3 separate regions of the Homo sapiens genome follow, and regions 1 and 2 are each linked to region 3. Evidence: chromatin contacts called from ENCODE Hi-C or POLR2A ChIA-PET data. All regions are on one chromosome and are shown on one strand. The core of a region is the stretch at or near the end of the contact, and the rest is flanking DNA. Distances in the headings are between cores, read along the strand shown. Region 1 overlaps KMT2E (lysine methyltransferase 2E (inactive)). Region 2 overlaps SRPK2 (SRSF protein kinase 2). Region 3 holds the start of LHFPL3-AS2 (LHFPL3 antisense RNA 2).

Region 1 (2,700 bases), core at 103-2,602, 170 kb before region 3:
AAATACACAAATATTTTGGAACATAAACGTGCCTGATTTTCTACATTTATTTTTAATTTCTTAAAGGTCATACATCATTCAGCTTTTCTAGTCACCATTACATACAGTACATTCTTTGACACAGCCATGTATATGGTACCTATTTAAAGACAAAATTTGCCTCCCATTTTATAGCTCTAACTGAAAAATAAGTTTTATTCTTTGAGGTAGTTAGAGCTGACTCTGGAGATAGAGAAATTAGGATTCCTAATTAACCCCTGCAGACTTTCCATAGCCCCTAACACCTGTGCTATATAATCTAAACTCGATAGATTTCCCATGAAATCTATACATTGTTTTTATGACATATGTCTTAGTTTATGGTTTTCCAAGAGTAAATACCAAGCATTGTAATTTCCTATAAGCAGTCTGCTTAATAATATCCCCATCACAAAGCAAGACTCCCATCTCCACAAAAAAATTTAGGCTGGGCGCAGTGGTTTATTATGCCTGTAATCCCAGCACTTTGGGAGGCCGAGGAGGGTGGATCATGAGGTCAAGAGATCAAGACCATCCTGGCCAACATGGTGAAACCCTGTCTTTACTAAAAAAACAAAAATTAGCCAGGTGTGGCACGCGCCTGTAGTCCCAGCTACTCAGGAGGTTGAGGCAGGAGAATCACTTAAACCAGGGAGGTGGAGGTTGCAGTAAGCTGAGATTGCGCCACTGCACTCCAGCCAGGTGACAAAGCAAGACTCTGTCTCAGGAAACAAACAAAAAAATTAGTGGAACATGGTAGCATGCACCTGTAGTTCTGGCTACTCCAGACACTGAGGCAGGAGGATTGCTTGAGTCCAGGAGTTGGAGGCTGCAGTAAGCTATTGGTCATACCACTGCACTCCAGTTTGGGCAACAGAGCGAGGCCCTGTCTTTATCTAAAAAAAAAAAAAAAAATAGGAAAAGGAAAGCCAGAGCCCACCTACAAAATCACCCTATTCTTCTTTGGTCTTGAAATAGAGAAATTAAATGATTCCTTGCTCAAAAAAACTTGTTACCCTTTTATATAACAAAGATAAACTTATAAATCTAAAAAGATGGGTAAGATTATTTGTTACTAATAAAAATCATTCCAAAATAACACGTATGGCTTGTGTGGTGTCTCCATTTCCTCTATCATGTGATGATGGAATTTATACTCATGGCACTCTTTATTATTTTGATACTCGTTTGTTATTTCCTCTACCCCATTCTCTACGAAAGCTTTTCCAGAGCAGTGACCTTTCCTTCTTTGCTCATCCGATATCTCAAATGGCAAGCACTCACATTGTTTTTAAATGAGTAAGAACCATGTGTACATTATGTCAAGCACGTATCACGTTACTTAAAGACATGTAACTAACTGGAAGCATTTCAACAATTTTGGAAATCTTGAATTTATTAGAAGGCAGTTAAAGCTGATTAACCTCATTTTGTTTGAACTGAGTACCTAATAAAAATAGGTGGCTGGGCACAGTGGCTCACGCGTGTAATCCCAGCACTTTGGGAGGCAGAGGTGGGTGGATCATCACAAGGTCAGGAGTTCAAGACCAGCCTGGCCAACATGGTGAAACCCCATCTCTACTAAAGATACAAAAAATTAGCCAGGCGTGGTGGTGGGCACCTGTAATCCCAGCTACTTGGGAGGCTGAGGCAGGAGAATCACTTGAACCCGGGAGGCAGAGGTTGCGGTGAGCCAAGATTGTGCCACTGCACTCCAGGCCTGGCAACGGAGTGTGACTCCGTCTCAAAAAAAATGAAAAAAATAATAAACAGGTTCCCTTTCACTAACACCACAATGTCATTAATTACTTATCTTTAGAAATAAAATTCCCAGTCTCTACAATTAGAGAAAACAGGACCTTACAAAAAAAATCAGCATCAACGGAGGACAGAACAGGGAGTTGGATAACATCTCAAATCCTGTCACCAGATGACTTTTCTGGCAACAAACTTATCCTATTTTATTATTAAAGCATTGCATATTCTAAAGTGATTTTCTAAATGAAGTCAGTCAAGTTTTCCTAGAGACATTTAGTAACAGCATGGATTCTGCAGTGTTTTCCCACAGAGTCTGTTCCACTGAATAACACTCTGTGGGGGTCAAAGGTGTTATCCACAAGAAACTGCAAGGGTATACAAGTTTAGGAAAATCTGACAATTGTGTCAAGTTTTTAAACACATGTACACTGGTAATCTGAAAAGGAAGAATATAGTATAGTGCTCATCACAGTAAACTGGTCACGGCTCTTTTTCACAAAGCATCTCAAATTATACTTGCGTGGAATACTTGATGTGAAGGATGAAAGCCGAGAAAATTGTGGGGAATCCTGCACAATTCAGGGCAAGGCCTCCAGATCATCCATTACCTGAACTACAGGGAAGCTTCATTCAGTTCACATTCATGGGCCTGTATCTGTCTGTCTATCTTTCCTCAAGTGGTTGTTATAAACATTCAGTTAGCTCATTTATTGATGGTCTACTTTTTTGCCCACCATTTTTTATTCCCCTAGGAGCTAGGGCTACAACAATGAATAAAACTGAAAGTTTTTTCCCTCATGAAGTTTATGTTGTGGTGGTATAAAAATTCCAGACTAGACTATAATACCTGCTTGACAAGTCCAGGAATCTCTTGCCTACGTGACTTCCTTGTCATACCCTTTCACCGTTTCTCAAATGTCCGTC
Region 2 (2,700 bases), core at 105-2,604, 190 kb before region 3:
TTGTTTTGCTCACTGTTACTATGCAGCTGTTAAGCATTTATAGTGGTAAAACTTCTCTTTTCATGGAAGATTGTACTTAAAAGATGCCTTGTTGATGGATCTTAGTTTAACACCTGGCGCCTCAGAAATAGGTTCCTTTACTATTCTCAGCACACAGTGCTTCTCTGTAGTTACCTATATTTGCAAACCTGGAGAGTATTTTTTCTGAGATAGAATAGATTCATGTCATAAAAGTTCGCTCCCTTTCCCAGAGAACTTGGTTTAGTCACATGTGAGCTTTCTTAGTTTGCTTTAACTGTTGCTGTGGTGAGATCAACAGTCTAAATCAATATAGTCATATTACAGAAAATGTGGAAATTGAAATAACCTACTAACAAAAGCTGATGTTTTGATTCAGTTGATTTCCATCTTAATGAGCATTTTAATAATCTTGTGATTATCTGTAGGACATAGTTTGACTGTTCTTTTACTGCCTAATGTTGTACCATGATCTTCTCCCATGTTGTTAAGTAATATTAAATACTATTAAGTGAATCTACCTTGGTTTTCTTTTAACCACCATTTTACTATTACTGGCTCTTCGTAATTTTGCGAGTACATATAATTTTGTGCCAGCATATATTAGGCATGAATTTGGGGTGGTGCAACCAGGGTTTATCTCCTTGGGCTGGATTCCTAGAGCCGGAATTTCAGGCTTAGAGGGATAAACCTGCAGTCTCTGTTCAGACTTTGTTTTTATGGAGACTGTGTTTCCTTCAACAGGAGATCCTTTCCCGCCTCTAATATTACAGGTTCATTTCTTCATCAACACAGACCTGATGTCTAGTCTGGATGCGATGCTTTACTCTAGCTCCAGTCCTCATATTGGAAACAGAAGCTTATTTTACATCTCAGCCCCTTTAGCAAGCAGCCCTCTTAAAAGATTCTTTATACGGAACCCTGTGCACAGCATGATTGCAACTTTGTAGACATACTAGTGTGTAAGAACACTCTTCACAATAGACACAAAAGAAGAGCAGTTGTGGGTAGGATTGTAGGCTACTTCCCCTTTTGTTCTTATACTTTTCTGTAATGCTCTTTCCTTTTCATTGTGTTTTTAAACGGGAGGGCTTTTCCAAGTTGACTCGAATAAATGGGTGAAACAGAACAAGCCTCCTGAGAACACCTTTGTGAGCAGAGCACTGATTATCTATTGATGCATCTCATGAAAAAAATGTACCTTGTTTAAATTAAAGCAGTTGAAAGGGGAGAGAAGTCAGTCCTTGCATGAAGTGTGCCCTGCAGGTGCTTGAATGCCTCTCTCCCCCCACCGAGACCTGGCTGCTCTGAGGTGTGGGCACAGGGGGGTGTTTCCTCTGCAGAAGCTGCTCAGGATGCACTGAGGGGCACCTAAGGAGGTCTGTGGGCAGGGGTGGGATGTCCTATGAAAACTTCAAACAGGCAGAGAAAACGAGTTATTCACAGTGAAATTATCTGGAGCTTTTGACAGTTTATTGCCTTTTTGAAAAGGTTATGGGGAGACAGGGTTTCGCTTGCTCTGTCCCAGGATGGAGTGCAGTGGCATGACCTTGACTCACTGCAGCCTTGACCTCCTGGACTCAAGCAATGCTCCTGCCTCAGCCTCCTGAGTAGCTGGGATGTACCACCGTGCCCAGCTACTTTTTTTCTTTTTAAGTAGAGACAGGGTCTGGTCTATGTTACCCAGGCTGGTCTGAAACTCATGGGCTCAAGGGATCCTCCTGCCTCAGCCTCCCAAACGGCTAGGATTGCAGGAGTGAGCCACTGCCCTCAGCCCTTTATTGCAGTTTTGACTTAAAAATAACCTTTTTTTTCTCTTATGAAATGACCATTACAGCTCGTAGGCCATTTACTAGCTTGTTAGTCATTCTGTTATGTCAACCAAAGCTGCCTGTAACCGACACTTTTCATACTGCAGCTAGCACAGTTTGTGAAGTATAACTTCAAGGTTTACAAATTAATGTCCTAGGATCTTAGATCTTACAACAAATGCGTAGACATGAATGGTGTTTGATTTGGGTTGGCCTCAAGTTTGCAAATTTTACGGAAGATCCCAGGTTGAAATGAGAGTGGCTTGCTTCAACCTTTGGAAAAGAAAACACTCTGGGCAAACTGAGCCCACTCCACTTACTTAAAGAAGCTTAGAACTAATGTGAATGAACTATTAATTAACCTCTATTTAGATCCACCAGGCTTACTTGAAATATGCCTTGGTCATATGTACATGTAATGATTATTGCTTAGTGGGGAAAAGCTGGTGTTCTTTGTTGTTGCTGTACAAGTGTTGAGCAGGTGGTTGTCCGCTTCACTGAAAAGAACCTGACTGGACCAACAATGGGGAATGCAGATTTGGAGCTTTCTTGACATTGGCCTGTTTTTTCCCCTGTAGGAGAACTGCGACACATCACCAAGCTGAAGCCCTGGAGCCTCTTTGATGTACTTGTGGAAAAGTATGGCTGGCCCCATGAAGATGCTGCACAGTTTACAGATTTCCTGATCCCGATGTTAGAAATGGTTCCAGAAAAACGAGCCTCAGCTGGCGAATGCCTTCGGCATCCTTGGTTGAATTCTTAGCAAATTCTACCAATATTGCATTCTGAGCTAGCAAATGTTCCCAGTACATTGGACCTAAACGGTGACTCTCATTCTTTAACAGGATTACAAGTGAGCTGGCTTCATCCT
Region 3 (2,700 bases), core at 183-2,682:
GAACCCCATCCCCAAATATGGTTACATTCTGAGATAGTGGGGGTTAGGACTTCAACATATGAATTTATGGGAAGACACAGTTTAGCCCATAACAAGTTTATTCTGTTCACCCTGGTGTGGCCAGGGTAGCTTGCCGGCTTCCTTTCTGGCACATGTGGGTACATGTTCCTCTGAGCTTTCCCTCAATGTCTTCTTTTTCTAACTTCTTATGAAGATATTTAAACATGTGGTAGAATACATACCTATCCATGCACCCACCCTCACCTAAATTCAGGACTGGCTAATATTTGCCAAGTGTCATTTATTTACACATGCACATGTAGGAGACCAGAATATGCTTCCCGTAAATATGAAGGATTGTCGAGCTGAAGACAATTAAGAAGGAGATGGAGAAAGCTCTCTGCCCTCCCTCTATTTGCCTAAAAGCAGGACATAGATTTCCAGAGACAAAAGATATCCTGGCCTCCTCTTCTACCAGGGAGAACAAAGGTTAACTACTAAAGACAGCATTGGACCGTTTGGGCCTGGAGGTGATACTGGAGGAAATCTACACCAAGGAGCTCTCCTAACCAGCCTTTATCTGCCAATTATTTGCCTTCCCACAAGTTGCCACCCCTAGAGACTCAAAGACTATTTACTATGCTTTCGGCTTCCACCAACACATGGGACAGAGCTGTTTCAGGATGGGACCTGGGTTAGGTTAATTCTAGCTTTTTCTGGGCTGTTAGGCTGGAAGTGGCTTCTCAGCAGCAATACCAGCTGGTCGCGAAGGCTTTCTCCAGCAGGGCCCGCCCACAGCCCGCTCCTGCTCTACCTTAGCAGTAGGAAAGCTTTGGCATCCCCAGACGACAGGCTCACCAAGAACTCAAGTGCTCATTCAATAAAACACACACAGCTGAAGGGAAAGTCTGTAATTTGAGTATGTGTGTGGGCAGAACAGTTTCCCACCCCAGCACACTTGATTATTTGTGCTAATGGGGCGGGGGCTGGGGAGGGGGAGTCTGGGTCCCCAGTGTGACCCCCAGACTATTTACACATGGAGGAGCTTTATCTGGCTTTGGGAAGTGTGAGGTCGAGAGGTGATAACTTAGGGTTCCTCCCTGGGCATCAGGGAATCCCTGAAATTCTGTGCACACGTTTTTAGGAGTGGCGATGTATATCTTCCTAGGGAGAGAGGCCCTATTTACTGTCAGATTTTTGAAGGGAGACCCTGACCCCTAAGGTTAAAAATCATTACTCTGTGACTAATCCAGATAAAGTTCTATTGGTTTAGTATTAACTTTAGCTAATTTAAAATAAGTTTACCTTTCCTAAGAGATTTCCGTTCAATTGGCTGGGGATTTGGCTAGGTGGTGGGAAAATGTTAAGTAGAGTGAAAAATGTATCACTGATTAACCAGTGGAAATTTATTACAGCAGTTAAGAGCCCTGGGTCTGGAGCAAAACTGCTGAGGTTTGAGGCCCCGTTTTGCTGCTCACTAGCTACATGATCTTGGGCAAGTTATTTAAGCTCTCTGAGCTTCAGTTTCTTCCTCTGCAGAATGGGGATGAAAGTGGACTACTACCTCATGGCATGTTTTGAGGATGAAATGAGCTAATAAACACAGTCTTCAGCCCTACATTAGGTAAGCCATTCTTATTATTTGTTCTATTATCTATCTATCTATCTATCTATCTATCTATCTATCTATCTATCTATCTATCTATCTTGAGACAGAGTTTAGCTCTGTTGCCCAGGCTGGAGTACAGTGGTGCAATCTCGGCTCACTACAACCTCCGCCTCCTGGGTTCAAGTGATTCTCCTGCCTCAGCGTCCAGAGTAGCTGGGATTACAGGCGTGGGTTACCACGCCCAGCTAATTTTTCTATTTTTTTTTGTAGAGACAGGCACCCTTGATTATTTGGCCCAGCTGGTCTCGAACTCCTGCCTTCTCGAACTCCTGATCTGGCCACCTCTGCCTCCAAAAGTGCTGGGATTACAGGCGTGAGCCACTGCACCTGGCCTATTTCTTATTTAACAAGGTGGAATTGTTATTGGTGGCAGCGCCTTTGTGGCAGGAAGATGTTAAGGCTATGTCCCCTACATCAGAGTAGGCTGGGTTCTCCCATCTCTCTGGGATTCCTCTCTCCTCCCAGACCATCTAAAGCCAGCTTGGTCTTCAGGCTGATTCAAGAAGTACTTTCTCAGTATCTCCCAGCACATTCCACACTCCAACCCAGTTTATCCCTCTCTTCTCAATAGCCTATAACCCCCACGTAAACAAATACCCACACGTATTATGTATATTAGAAATGGGCTGGGCACGGTGGCTCACGCCTGTAATCCCAGCACTTTGGGAGGCCGAGGTGAGGGGATCACGAGGTCAGGAGTTTCAGACCAGCCTGGCCAACATGGTGAAACCCTGTCTCTACTAAAAATACAAAAATTAGCTGGGCATGATGGCCTGTAATCCCAGCTACTCGGGAGGCTGAGGCTGGATAATTGCTTGAACCCGGGAGTCAGAGGTTGCAGTGAGCCGAGATCAAGCCATTGCACTCCAGCTCTAGGTGACAGGGCAAGACTCCATCTCAGAAAAAAAAAAAGAAAAAGAAATGGAGTACTTTTCCTATATCAGGCACTCTGTGTGTGTGTGCATACTTCTATATATAAAACTTCATTTGGTCCTTACAGCAACTCTGTGAGGCATACCTCATACCTTATT

Evidence for each region. Hi-C counts contacts between places; a loop is a spot of excess contacts on that map. ChIA-PET counts read pairs that join two places held with the same protein, here RNA polymerase II (POLR2A). Pooled maps may share reads with other maps.
Region 1: a map of endothelial cell of umbilical vein shows a loop between it and region 3 (5-fold over the local background). The contact joins the enhancer-like site here to the promoter of LHFPL3-AS2 in region 3. A Hi-C loop is called at or near these places in 11 of 168 maps with a recorded cell type or tissue (A673, Caco-2, GM12878 and 8 more), 33 of 37 single-sample maps with no recorded cell type and 20 of 50 pooled maps. POLR2A ChIA-PET finds 5 or more read pairs at or near these places in 3 of 52 experiments (B cell, CD8-positive, alpha-beta memory T cell and activated T-cell).
Region 2: a loop to region 3 is called in a map of OCI-LY7, with 3 times the contacts of the local background. The contact joins the enhancer-like site here to the promoter of LHFPL3-AS2 in region 3. A Hi-C loop is called at or near these places in 6 of 168 maps with a recorded cell type or tissue (A673, GM12878, IMR-90 and 3 more), 25 of 37 single-sample maps with no recorded cell type and 12 of 50 pooled maps. POLR2A ChIA-PET finds 5 or more read pairs at or near these places in 3 of 52 experiments (OCI-LY7, WTC11 and activated T-cell).

What each region holds. Positions count from the first base shown.
Region 1 is chr7:105,096,468-105,099,167 of GRCh38, reverse strand. The region is part of intron 15 of KMT2E (lysine methyltransferase 2E (inactive)); the gene reads right to left. Among named protein-coding and RNA genes, the nearest start is that of KMT2E, 84 kb to the right of the region's middle. Within about 2 kb of position 1,352, at least 2 of the 41 ENCODE cell types and tissues checked have a DNase peak (open chromatin) inside an H3K27ac peak, as active enhancers do; they include PC-3 and endothelial cell of umbilical vein, where a contact is called at or near this core.
Region 2 is chr7:105,117,730-105,120,429 of GRCh38, reverse strand. SRPK2 (SRSF protein kinase 2) reads left to right here. Exons shown (of 16, transcript NM_182692.3): 16 at 2,408-2,700. The coding sequence ends at 2,592. Among named protein-coding and RNA genes, the nearest start is that of KMT2E, 100 kb to the right of the region's middle. RefSeq lists a silencer at 1,280-1,329. Within about 2 kb of position 1,354, at least 2 of the 41 ENCODE cell types and tissues checked have a DNase peak (open chromatin) inside an H3K27ac peak, as active enhancers do; they include OCI-LY7, where a contact is called at or near this core.
Region 3 is chr7:104,925,377-104,928,076 of GRCh38, reverse strand. LHFPL3-AS2 (LHFPL3 antisense RNA 2) reads left to right here and starts at 1,432. Exons shown (of 4, transcript NR_027374.1): 1 at 1,432-1,624.